Regions from separate parts of the Homo sapiens genome. Here regions 2, 3 and 4 are each linked to region 1. A link is a contact called in ENCODE Hi-C or POLR2A ChIA-PET data. All regions are on one chromosome and are shown on one strand. Each heading gives the region's core, a stretch centred on a gene start or an enhancer-like site at or near the end of the contact. The rest is flanking DNA. Distances are from core to core; before and after follow the strand shown.

The links. A loop is a pair of places that touch in the nucleus more often than their neighbours do. ChIA-PET counts read pairs that join two places held with the same protein, here RNA polymerase II (POLR2A). Pooled maps may share reads with other maps.
Region 2: a map of PC-9 shows a loop between it and region 1 (5-fold over the local background). The contact joins the promoter of ST7 here to the promoter of MET in region 1. A Hi-C loop is called at or near these places in 2 of 168 maps with a recorded cell type or tissue (PC-9 and gastrocnemius medialis) and 14 of 50 pooled maps. POLR2A ChIA-PET finds 5 or more read pairs at or near these places in 1 of 52 experiments (A549).
Region 3: a loop to region 1 is called in a map of chondrocyte, with 2.8 times the contacts of the local background. The contact joins the enhancer-like site here to the promoter of MET in region 1. A Hi-C loop is called at or near these places in 2 of 168 maps with a recorded cell type or tissue (PC-9 and chondrocyte), 6 of 37 single-sample maps with no recorded cell type and 6 of 50 pooled maps.
Region 4: a loop to region 1 is called in a pooled map, with 2.2 times the contacts of the local background. The contact joins the enhancer-like site here to the promoter of MET in region 1. A Hi-C loop is called at or near these places in 2 of 168 maps with a recorded cell type or tissue (PC-9 and chondrocyte), 6 of 37 single-sample maps with no recorded cell type and 12 of 50 pooled maps.

The regions. Positions count from the first base shown.
Region 1 is chr7:116,670,691-116,673,800 of GRCh38, forward strand. It overlaps MET (MET proto-oncogene, receptor tyrosine kinase), which reads left to right and starts at 1,506. Exons shown (of 21, transcript NM_000245.4): 1 at 1,506-1,887. All of the region lies in intron 1 of COMETT (cytosolic oncogenic antisense to MET transcript), which reads right to left. RefSeq lists silencers at 1,114-1,163, 1,294-1,423, 1,484-1,673.
Region 2 is chr7:116,951,939-116,954,934 of GRCh38, forward strand. It overlaps ST7 (suppression of tumorigenicity 7), which reads left to right and starts at 1,563. Exons shown (of 16, transcript NM_001369598.1): 1 at 1,563-1,753. The coding sequence starts at 1,603. ST7-AS1 (ST7 antisense RNA 1) reads right to left here and starts at 2,396. Exons shown (of 1, transcript NR_002330.1): 1 at 508-2,396. ST7-OT4 (ST7 overlapping transcript 4) reads left to right here and starts at 1,910. Exons shown (of 5, transcript NR_002329.2): 1 at 1,910-2,171; 2 at 2,523-2,741. RefSeq lists enhancers at 1,109-1,218, 1,634-2,557 and silencers at 1,479-1,548, 1,759-1,958, 2,019-2,318.
Region 3 is chr7:117,130,821-117,133,849 of GRCh38, forward strand. ST7 (suppression of tumorigenicity 7) reads left to right here. Exons shown (of 16, transcript NM_001369598.1): 6 at 1,065-1,140. All of the region lies in intron 2 of ST7-AS2 (ST7 antisense RNA 2), which reads right to left. Among named protein-coding and RNA genes, the nearest start is that of ST7-AS2, 13 kb to the right of the region's middle. Within about 2 kb of position 1,676, at least 5 of the 41 ENCODE cell types and tissues checked have a DNase peak (open chromatin) inside an H3K27ac peak, as active enhancers do; they include PC-9, where a contact is called at or near this core.
Region 4 is chr7:117,109,389-117,112,444 of GRCh38, forward strand. All of the region lies in intron 2 of ST7 (suppression of tumorigenicity 7), which reads left to right. ST7-AS2 (ST7 antisense RNA 2) reads right to left here. Exons shown (of 5, transcript NR_109981.1): 5 at 2,904-3,056. Among named protein-coding and RNA genes, the nearest start is that of ST7-AS2, 35 kb to the right of the region's middle. RefSeq lists enhancers at 1,120-1,199, 1,240-1,459. Within about 2 kb of position 1,388, at least 4 of the 41 ENCODE cell types and tissues checked have a DNase peak (open chromatin) inside an H3K27ac peak, as active enhancers do.

The DNA of each region.
Region 1 (3,110 bases), core at 256-2,755:
ATCTTTTATTGAAAGCTGTTACTGAACCCAAAATCTGTAATTGATCTGTCCATAAATAGGCCCAGTGCCTTATTACCAGTAAATTAGTGTTTTTTAATGAGCTATAGTCATTGATAAATTATGCCATGCCGTATCAGGAAATCTCCAGTCAGGCCGCGTTGTTTATTTAGCCTGCTGAGGCCTCTTGGTATGGTGTGAAGGACACCTGACTGGGCTGAAAGCTAAGTTCTAACTTTGCCCCTCTTACTAACCAGCTATGTGACTCTCCTGGGAACTTTTAGGGACTCAGTTTCTTTACCTGCAAAATGGTTCAATGCAAGACTTTAGTAACGTAATGGGAACTTTCCTTTTCCATAAAACTGGGGAATCAAGAGGTAATCTCTTTTGAGGACTGAAATCACTCTTATGTAACCTCTGGTTACATTATCATTTCCAAGTGCCTGGCACTTGGGAAATGATAACTATTCTTACTACATTTTTCTATGTTTCATTCTGTAGTAAATAAGAACTGAACCTGCATAGTAACTGTTATTTTAACCCATGACTTTCAATAACGAAGATATCTATGTCTCATTATCTATTGCCATGATTGAACAAGTTGGTATGAGAGCCGGAACGAACTCAAGTTCTAACCGGCAATGCCCGTTCCTTAGATCCTATTACCTTTGAGTGTTCATTTACTCTTGTAGGTGCCAATTTTTATAGCGAAATACAAAGTTATCCCAACACAATTACTCCTAATAGAGTTCACCGAGGCCCCAAAAGCTCTTTTTTAAAAATCATCATAAGATTTCAACATTCAAGAATTAAACTTTTGTTCTGTTGTGCTTATTCATCGCTATTTGCCCAGTTATTTAATCAGCCTGCTTCCGGCTATGGAAAAAAAAAAAAAGAAAAAAAGAAATGGAAGTCTCCTCAGGGTTAAACTCCTCTGTTGTTCTTCCTTGCAGAAATTTGAGTTATTATAGTAGAGGATAATCGTTGCATAATGAAATCATTGGGACAATTCGTCCATCCACTTCTACCTCCGCCTCTAACAATGAACTCCTTGTTTCTGCGGTGCCCAAATCTCTCTAAACCCGGGTGGGCGCGGGGCGGTTAGCGGAGACGTGGGAGAGGCCGAGAGCAAAGCTCGCGCCCTTCCCGGGGTCAGCGAGCGGGGTGCCAGGAGGGTGCGCGCCCTGCATCTGAGCCCGGGGTGACACTCGCCTCCCAAGCGCCAGGAGGGGGAGACTCGGTCCCGCTTATCTCCGGCTGTGCTAACTTCAGACTGCCTGAGCTGGGGGAGGAGAGCGCGCAGCCAGGGCGAGAAAACTTCTCCACCTAGAAAGTTTCACCTTGTCGTGGGCGGGGCAGAGGCGGGAGGAAACGCGACCCCCGCGGGGCCAGGCGCGGCGCGGACGGCAGGAAGGGCGGGGGCCGATTTCCCTCTGGGTGGTGCCAGTCCCCACCTCAGCGGTCCTCGGAACCCGCGGACTAGGGGACGGACAGCACGCGAGGCAGACAGACACGTGCTGGGGCGGGCAGGCGAGCGCCTCAGTCTGGTCGCCTGGCGGTGCCTCCGGCCCCAACGCGCCCGGGCCGCCGCGGGCCGCGCGCGCCGATGCCCGGCTGAGTCACTGGCAGGGCAGCGCGCGTGTGGGAAGGGGCGGAGGGAGTGCGGCCGGCGGGCGGGCGGGGCGCTGGGCTCAGCCCGGCCGCAGGTGACCCGGAGGCCCTCGCCGCCCGCGGCGCCCCGAGCGCTTTGTGAGCAGATGCGGAGCCGAGTGGAGGGCGCGAGCCAGATGCGGGGCGACAGCTGACTTGCTGAGAGGAGGCGGGGAGGCGCGGAGCGCGCGTGTGGTCCTTGCGCCGCTGACTTCTCCACTGGTTCCTGGGCACCGAAAGGTAAAATTGCAGCCCCTTTCAGATCCAGTACCCAATCCCTCGCCTCAGGGGTTCTGCTTTCTTTGTTCCCCTAAGAGACCTGACTGCTGTTCCAGGGGGCAAAACCACGTAGGTGGGCTAGAGTTTAGGGGCTTCGGAAACTGAAGAGACGTGGCCACGGCGAGGACGAAACTAGAATGGGGCTTGTCTTTTTAGGGGGTTGCTTCTGATGGCCACCTGTATGACTTAGGAGGGAGAGGGGCGCTGGGACAGTGGGTGATGTGTGACTGTTACGGCCCAGCAAGTTTTAAAGCTGGGATCTGACTCAGCCCTTACAAAAGGGATCCGGTCATCCTCGTCCCACCGTGATGCAGCTGGCAAGGTTTGAGCCGAGCTGTTTCCTTGTTCCCAGCCTTGCTTTATCTGTGTTATGTTGGGGTCCTTCCAAGGGGCAGGTGTTTCTGTGAAAGTCTGAATTCATTTCTGGCAATCACGCGGGGCTTGTGATCCATCAATTTTCCATCGTACCTTATCTCTTTCTGGGGCTTGTGGTGGACATCTATCTTATTAGGTGAAATAGATTATAACCAGAGGCTGAGCGATGTGGCCAGTCGTAGTGCTGACCCGATAATTAAAGCACCAGTGAAAGTACTTTCCCTGACTATTGTCAATGCAGAATTTACTCCGAAGTACGGTTTCCCATTCATATCTTTCATGTTTTAAAAGAGCCATTTGCTAATTTGGCAGTTGGAGAGGGCTCCAATGGCTCACGCATGAATAGTTGCCCAGTGTATTTTACCTTATCACAGTTTTATGTTCAAAGGAGCCCTCGGGCAGAATGAAATATTGTCAACTCTCTTAGGCAAAATAATCAAGATACTTTAATTGCTATGTTAAGATGGTCCATGAATGTGAGAGGATTGTAAGAACTGACGTTGGAGGCAATATAGACTATCTGGACCCTCTCTTGAATTTTAAGAAGACTGTTCACATTCTGTAGCTTTGGGTGGGGGTTTATTCTGTCGCTTTCATCAGCCAGACACATGCACATTGCCATGCAAATGGATTCAGAAAAACATTATATTCCCTTACAGCTAAACTATTATAGCTGACTAATGAATTTTTTCTGCATGAAGATGATCTGAAAATGATGTACATCATGTTTCTCTGTGCTACAGGGACATAAATTGCATTTTTATGTAAACAGTGTAAGTGGTGCTTGGATTATTTACAGGTACATAGCT
Region 2 (2,996 bases), core at 313-2,812, 280 kb after region 1:
ACTTCTTGGGGGTATTTGGACCCAAGAAGATTCTGTATTCGGCCTTTGAGCCGCTGCTCCGCCCGCTCCCACAATGTAGAGTGTACTTTCGTTTTCAATAAATCCCTGCTTTCGTTCTTTTGTCGCTTCTCTGGGTGTTTTGTCCAATTCTTTGTTCAAAACGCCAAGAACCTGGACAACCTGCAGTCACGATCCTTTACTGGTGACAATATTGTTTTATTTTACTGAGATTCCATGTATCAGTGTTAGACACAAAAATCATTTGGTCATGTGCTGCCATAAATAACTATAAAGAAAGTCTATGTGTGCCAATTTCACTTATTCTGGCCTGGATCTCACTGTAGTAGATCAAATGTGAGGAAGAAACAGTAGCCGAGAGAGGCTGGAATTAGTAAAAATTTAAGAGTAGTTCCATCCATTATGTATGCCGTAATAGGCCCTATATGTGAAAAGTTAAAGGAGCTTATTTAATTATGAAGGAAACTATTATACAAGTAAGCAAAACAATTTATAATAAAATATTCTTTATGCTCAGAATTTTAAAAATAGATGTAGACTGGAAAACCTGCAATTTCCTCATTACCATCTAATACATAGAAAGTCAAATCACTTACGGACAGAAACAGACTTGAAAATTTCAGCTGAGAAAACATTTTAGAATAAAAGAAACATTTTATTCAGCACAGTCAAAACAAAACAAAAACAACAAAACAATGTTTAAAATGGACTTTCTGTTAGAGGTGGCCGTTTCACAGTCAAAATTATCCCAGAGAATTGTTTATATTAAAAACAGGCTGAGAATAGTTTGACCTCTGATCACCAAAAAACCTGGAGGATAAACATTCATCTGTCAAGATTTCTCTGGAAAATCCCTGCGCTGCTTCAAAGAGACAGAACAAAGGTAAATAGCATCTGCCACCCAAATCTTGCTGAATAGAGTGATTTATCTTCAGGCCTACTAGCCGGCGACAGGAGCGCACCTCCTCCCTTCTCCTAGCTGTCCCGGGTTTATTCATTCCCTGAGCCTGAATCCTGATAAGGGAGCAGAGTAGGGTTTAAGACCTCGGACCCCAGAATACACCACTGCAATTGAATTTTGGTTCCACCTTAAGGTAAACTACGCAGCTGCTGTGAGCCTCAGTTTCCCTACCTATAGAAAGAGGATCGTAGTGGGGAATTGTTGCAGGGGTTAAATGAGATTGTACGGATCGTGGAGCAGCGCCTGGCGTGTGGTAAACGCTCAACTTATGCGGGTTGTAACTGCCTGAGGCGTTTCCTTCGGCGCGCCACTTGGCCTTCTCTTTCTAAATATTAGCATAATAAATATAAATGGACCCAGAACGCGAGGGGGCAGGGGCCACGTGATCGCTCCACGAAAGCCACTTGTAGGGACCTTTAGAGAGTTAGCAATAAGGCTGGAGAAGGAAAAGCCGGCGCGCCCGCGGCCCGCGCGATTTCCCGCCGAGCCCGCGTCCCCGGCGGCGGGCGGGCTCCGGGGGCGCCCGGGCCGCGGCGGCGGCGGCGGCGCGAGCTGCGCCTCCGGGCCGGTGAATCATCCCGGCAGACACCAAGAGCCGCGGCAGCAGAGAGGAGCGCTGAAACATGGCTGAAGCGGCCACGGGCTTTCTGGAGCAGCTCAAGTCCTGCATAGTTTGGTCTTGGACGTATCTGTGGACCGTGTGGTTCTTCATCGTGCTATTCCTGGTCTACATCCTGCGGGTGCCTTTGAAAATCAACGACAACTTGAGCACAGGTAAGGCCTGGGAGCCGGGCCCGCGGCGCCCACCCCTCCCCCGCCCCGGAAAGTTAGTGCAACTCGCGCGGGGCCGCGGCCAGGCGCGCGCTCGGGGACGCGCCGGGGCCCGCGCACCGGAGGCCCGCGGCTACCCGCCAGCAACGCGGCGGCTTAGGCGGCGGGGCCGGGCAGCTGGGCGCGCGGGGGCGGCCGGTGGCCTTCACGGCCCCGCGGAGGAAGAGCTGCGCCGCGCACAGCCCGCAAGGCGGGCCGGGCCGGGCCGGCAGCCGCCCTGCTGCGTCGCTGGTGGTCGGGAGACGGAGAAGAACGGGTGTCGCGGGCGAAGGAGTTCCCAGGACACCCCCTCGGGTGTCTGCGCCGGAACTCCGAGGGTTCCCCGGAGTTAGACCGAGTCCTTCCTCACGCCCTCCCGGCTGTGGGTGCCAAGCGGCCGAAGTGTGGTCGGGGAGGCGCCCTCCCGCCCGGCCGCGGAGGCCCGAGGGCGGCTGCCGGAGGGTGCTCGGCGGCGAAGCCCCCTGACCCGGCCGGGCTGTCCGGGCGGCGCCCTCCGTGGCCCGGAGTTGCGTCTTGCCGGGCGTGGGGCTGTCTCTCTGGTTGGGTAGTGGGGAGAGGGGTTCCCGAAGGCACTCTTGGGAGTGTATGGATGACGTGTCAGGTCACCAAATGGATTGTCGAAGGGACCGGAGGGAAGAGGGGAGAGCTGGAATTTCTGAGGGTTTCGGTTGCAGTTTTCAGTGATCTTTGCTCGTCTCCCTTCCCTGTAAAGCTACATATGCTCAGCAAGTGCCGCGTGCCTCCCATCCTTGGTCGGTGGTAAATGCAGGAGGTAATTAACAGGATCTTCACAAACTTGGAGCCAGCCCACTGAGTCGTTAAAAAAACACCCGCAAAGAAAACACACGAGCCTTAACACTCCAGAGAGTTCCGAAACACAAAGTAAATTTCGAGCTAAGGGTTACAGTCCTTTAAATCTGGAAATTTCAAGGTAGAGTGTTTTTGTTTTTGTTTTAAATTTTAATTTCACAGTACTGGGAAATTCTTACAGTCCTGAAGATATATACATATGTACACATATATATCTTCCCTTGTTAATCTCCATACTCTGGGAGTGCAAGTCTGGAAATGCATTTTCCTCAGGTGTTTAGCTGCATTAAAACGCTTTTTAAAACGCTTGAGATAATGTACTCATTTTGTTAGGAAACTTGTACCTTTCAGATACTAACTTAAGTATTTTGATTAC
Region 3 (3,029 bases), core at 426-2,925, 460 kb after region 1:
ATGATTTTTAAAAATATATCGAAGTTGGTTTTATATATTTTAAAGAAATATGAATCTTATATGAAGCTAATGAAGTTCTTGGTTGAGTTAGCATGAAGGCCTTATCTCCTTTATGATATTCAAAGTAGAAATTGGAATTTACTGGATTCAGATGATTAATGAATATATTTTAGTGACTTTTATTTGCCTATTTATAGGTTAACTAGCATCGAATGGGGTCATGGCCTTGGCTATTGGAGTCTAGATGTGTGTTCCATCTGAGAAAATACTTTGTTTAGTGTGTATTTTACATTACTTGAGTTTCAGATAATTCAACTGAAATTTTTTGTTATAAAATTTATTCAAAGTAAATAGGTGAAAAAATGTTTTTGAAAGGGAACCTCTACACACTCTAAAATAATTTATAAAATACAAATTTATAAAATAAATAAGGAGATTGTTACTCCTTTGTAAAATGGTACTCTTTGCTATGGTAGAAACATCATGGTACAGTAAATATTCCCATTGAGCTTCCCACCATATGTTCAGAAACTGCTCTGATGTATAAAAGCTAGGTTTGCAGGTAAATTTGGGATATAAGTACACATGTTAAGCAAAAGCTTAAGCATTTTTTACTGACCCACGCATAATTCTTGAAATGGTTTCAGAATGTTCTAACACCAAGAGTCTGTGTTAAGTGCTTCGGAAAATGACCAATTATGTTGTATCTAAGTGAATGAAAAGGTTGGTAGCAATGTCATCTCAAAATGCATAAAATATATTCTCCAAGAACAAATGACATTAATGTGCAAAAGACACGCAAAATCTCTGTTAGAGTGCCTTTTCTTGATTTCCTTAGCCTGTAGTTTTGTGAGCACAAAAAAGGTTTGCTATCAGCAGTTGAAATACTGTGGAATAGCACATTAATACACTAATATGACTTTGGAGATTTTGGCCAACCCTCTTAGCAATGAAATATGTTCTTGTAATTTAAGCTGACACTCCTAATTTAGCTCTTGTCCTCTACTGAGTCTACCTAATTATATGTATGGATTGACTTGGTGTTTTCTCTTTTTCTTAAATAGTAATGCAGAAAGCCTGGAGAGAGAGAAACCCCCAAGCTAGGATTTCTGCAGCTCATGAAGCCTTGGAGATAAATGAGTAAGTGGGGGAAAATCTTGCTGTTAAAAAGGAAATCTCATCCTTTGCTGAATATATTCAGTTGCCATTGATAGGATACTTAAATTAAACTGCATTTGAACTGGAGGATTATTTGGGGAGTTATTACTCTATTTAAAAAAGTTTTTTTTTTAAATGAAGGACAGCCACCATGTGGAGGTGGTTTTAGTCATTTTATGAATTCAATGGCTTTGCTGTGATCCTAAATTAATTTCTTGAAGGGCTATCCCTAGGATATTGTGAGGATATAAAATAAATACAATTCTTTACATATCTAAAACATTCTGACAGGGAAAATTTTCCAGATGTAGAATGCTCATCTGCACTAGAACATTTTCTAGTAGAACTTCTGCTAGTGGGGAAAACATGATAACAACATAAGGTTTAAAAAAAAAATTTTAGAAAATACTTCAAGATTAAGACAAAGATAAGAGGAAATGCTGTCTTGAGTGTTGTTAAACATTCTGTGGGTTACCAAGGAAGGCTGGGAAATCTCTTCTGGAGATCTCAGAAAATGAGAAAGATTCTTAAAGTTGGAGTCATAAAAACTCAGGGTTGGCAGAGACCTTAAAGGTCACTTAGCTGAACCACCCATCTGGTGCTTGAATCACCTCAACACTATCCTTGCCAAGTGGTCATTGTTAAACTATTTTATGATTTTTCTGAAGAAGGTTACAGAATCTTCTTCAGAGATCTTAGGGAAAAAAAAAAAAGATTGTCGTGAGAGTTGAAAATCCTGCCATTGTAACCAGTTGATCTACGGTTTCTGATTCTGTCATGCAACATATTTATTTTCCAGTTTCTTGTCATCTACAAATTCGATATGCCTGCCTTCTGTGTGTCATCCATATTTCTGAGAAAAATATGAAGGCCAGGAATAGAGCCCTGTGACATGACATAGAAACTACCCTCCAGGTTCATGTCTTCATGAATCACCATCTTTTGTATTGTTCACTCAATTACTAAGCCACCCAGTTACACTGTGACTCAGCTCATATTTCTCCATTTGGATCTTAAGAATGCCAATCGTAGCTGCGGATCTTAAATTTATAGTAAATCTATTACAGTAAATTAAGCTAGCACAATCTGATTTATTTATTCTTAGTGAATATAAGCTGGCTTCTAGTCGTCACTACTTTCTTTTTAAAGTGCTTGGAGACCATTCCTTTAATAATCCATTAGAATATCTTTCCAAATCACTGTGTTCTGTAGTTTGGGAAGTCTGCCTTCTTCCCCTTTTTGAAAATTTATGCTACATTTATCATCTCATCTTCTAGCACCTCTCCATTCTTTGTGATTCCTCAACTATCCACAGAGAGCAATTCCATGGCCTGCCTACAAGGTCTTTCGGTTTCCTGGGATTTGCCCATCCAGTCCAGTAATTCATTTAGAATGGATCAATTATTTGCTATCTTACATCTTTTTACCCATTTTAGAGTTTAATTTCTTCTCCCTTTTTCAGTCTGACAGTCATTCTCCTTGATAGAGAAGCCAGGAACAAAATAGGAGGGAGAGAGTTTTGCTTTTTCTTTATTATCTACTGCTTTTAACAATAAACCTTCCTTGTTTTGATGTTATTATGTTGTTTGTCTTTTTTTTTTACTTATTTGCCTTTGTGACATGGGGACGGTGATAGGGCCTTAAATATAATTTTAAAATAGGGAATAAATGGTTGTCTTTAGTATTTTATTTTGTTTTATTATTATTATTATTATTGTTATTTTTGCAAGCTTCAGCTAATTTGGAATTGTAGCTCTCCTGACATTATTCTTATAAGCTCATTCCACTCTCTTATAGACCATCATTACATGCCCTCTTTCCATCTTTTAAAATATGTCCTTTAAAAATCTGACCTGGGAGAAATCTCTGTG
Region 4 (3,056 bases), core at 138-2,637, 440 kb after region 1:
CTGATACCACAGAAATACAAAAGATAATTCAAGGCTACTTTGAACCCCTTTACACACATAAACTAGAAAACCTAGAAGAGATGGATGAATTCCTGGAAATATACAACCATCCTAAATTAAACTAGGAAGAAATTGAAAGTCTGAACAGATTGAAATGGTAATTAAAAAGTTACCAACAAAAAAAAGTCCAGGACCAGATAGACTCACAGCTGAATTCTATCAGACATTCAAAGAAGAATTGGTACCAATCCTATTGACCCTATTCCAAAAAATAAAGAAGGAATCCTCCCTAAATTATTCTGTGAAGCCAGTATCACCCTAATGCCCAAACCAGGAAACAATATAACAAAAAAATAAAACTACAGATCAATATCTCTGATGAACGTAGATACAAAAATTCTCAGTAAAATATTAGCTAACTGAATCCAACAGCATGTCCAAAAAGATAATTCACCATGAACAAGTGGGTTTCATACCAGGGATGCAGGGATGGTTTAACATATGCAAGTAAATAAATGTGATACACCATATAAACAGAATTAAAAATGAAAATCACATGATCATTTCAATAGATGCAGAAAAAACATTTGACAAAATCCAGCACCCCTTTATGATTAAAAACCTACCTTAATATTCCTAAATAGAGGCAACTTCAGACTGGGAAAATGCTTGGTAAATTCTTACTAAATATATGCCCCAAACATGGCAATCTTTTAGCATATATGTTTTGTGGGAGGGAGAAGGGAAGGCATTACAAGTCTCCCTCTGATGATTATCATTTACATTTACAATAGTATTTTAACATTTTCATTCAAAACATCTTGGAAATATTTTTAAGTAAGCAAATAGAAAAAAAGAACTTTTCTGGATACAATTTCATACTGAAACCAGTAATTCACTCTGATGCTGAAAGGTAGGCTTTTGTCTTTTGTTTATACATTCCTCCTCTCAGAGGAGGGTCACTGAAGACTGTTACCTACTTAGATGATGCCAGGCACTGATCTAAAGCACTTTGCATGCTAACTCATTTACTCTTCCCCACCGTACAACAGGGTCATTGCTAATGGTTGTTTCCTTTTTACTTACAGGTAGGCTCAATAGGTAGAATAGGCCAGTTAGTAACCTGCCTTCAGTCACACAGCTAGCAATGGAGGAGCAGGGTTGGAACCCAGGCCATCTTGTGCAGGCAGCCTGCACTCTGTCACTCATTTCACTGCCTCTGTGGTCAGCTGTTTTTCTAGCCTGCTGTACAAATGGTAGGTCTGGACTTTATTCTAGCAGTAGCGTGGTGTAGATTCACAGGCTATAAATTAATTACCTCCGTGTGGGTTGTTTCCTTTCACTCTGGTGAGCTAGGCCTAATGGTTGTTTTCCTTTTTAACTCAAAGATGGGGAAGCCCCAACAGCAATAAAGGGATTTCCCTAGAGCCTGGCTGCCTTTGCAGATCTGGGCTGGTGAGGTTTTCTGTGCCCCTGCTGAACCGGATGATCATTGCTGGGCTATCTTATGGTACATTTGTCTTGCAGCATTCTCAGGAAGCAGAGGATGCTTCCGACTGATAGGAAACTTTGAGCAAAGGAAAACCTCTCCTGTAGGAACATTTTGAAAGGTCTCTCTCAAAATGCTGGTCTGTAGTGAGAGCTAAATAACTACAGTGTGTACAGCTTTAGGCTCCTGCTTTAGAGCTTGTTGACATGCCTAGCCTTTAGGGACTCAGCTTTGCCAGGCCTCGAAATGAACCCAGGGTAAGGTTTCTATTCAGCCACTATCCTTTTCTGCTGAGTGCATTTCAGGGAGAGGCAGCATTGAGGTAAAGGATCAGGTGCTCTGCAAAATAGTTGTGTGCATGGAAATGCTTAGCAGTTTGCTTCCTGGCCCCAGGGAGATAATTACCTAACTGCTCTCACCTAAGCAATGTCCTAGGAGCCTGCCATGGACATTTAAAGTACACGGCTGACCCTGGGGAAATTGATTATTTGGGGGCCTCAGGATTTCTATGCTGGAGACTAAAATTATCAAATTAAATTTGATTTCTTTGGAAGAGAGAGCTAAAAACAAAGAAAAACCCTGATGTTTCCTCTGTAAAGAAAAAGTCAATTAACTGAACAGATATACAATGTACTTAAAAATAAACAGGTGTATATTTTATTAGATATCCCTAATACTTCTTAGTTCACAAGGTGAAAGCTAGCAATGACTTTGTTATACCATCTAGCTCACTCTTCCCTTTTAGTTCCTATGCCTATACCCATCCATCCAGCTTTTTCCCTTGCTTAATTTCAAGATACCCCTCTGCCTGCTTGGCACAAGCCTTCCCATCCCAGTCCAGTTCCATCCACAAGAACTGCACCTGTCATCACAGTCCAGACCTGCCAAGTTAGTCTTATCTGCTAGCAAAGACATGCCCAGCCTCTGCAGGGAGTGTTTATTATAGTGGAGAAAATCTCTGGATTTTGCTTCGCTTTTGAGAGTGGTAAGGTGGATATGTGCAGAAAATGCTCCCCTTAATTATCTCAAAATGTTGATAGAATGCATACAATTCTGTATGTTGCATTGACATTTATACATAGATTCCTATATCCCTATTAAAATGTGTGTGTATGTATTTCATTGGATATAGGGATCAATACACATTTTAATAGGATACAGGATATGTATATTTGTGTATATGTATATAGATATACATATATGTACATATATATGCATGTGTGTGTGTGTGTATATATATATATAACAGAGGTATTTTTAAGAGGCATCCAGAGCATAATTTTTAGAAGTCAGAATCAAGAACAGGAAATGGAGAAAATCAGAATGGTAAATAAAATAATTAATTCATGGATTAAATGTAAAAGAAGTGTGTTTTTGGGAAAGTGGTAGCAGATGACGATTGAATAGGAATGAGTTATAACAAAAGATCTATTTATTGAGTTACCACTCCATGCCAGGTGTACTATATTAAGCACTTTGCATATATTATTTCATTTAGTTCTGATTGAAATTCTGAGTGGTGGGTATGACCAGTGTCTTTATATTGCTAAGTAAAAACAGACACAAA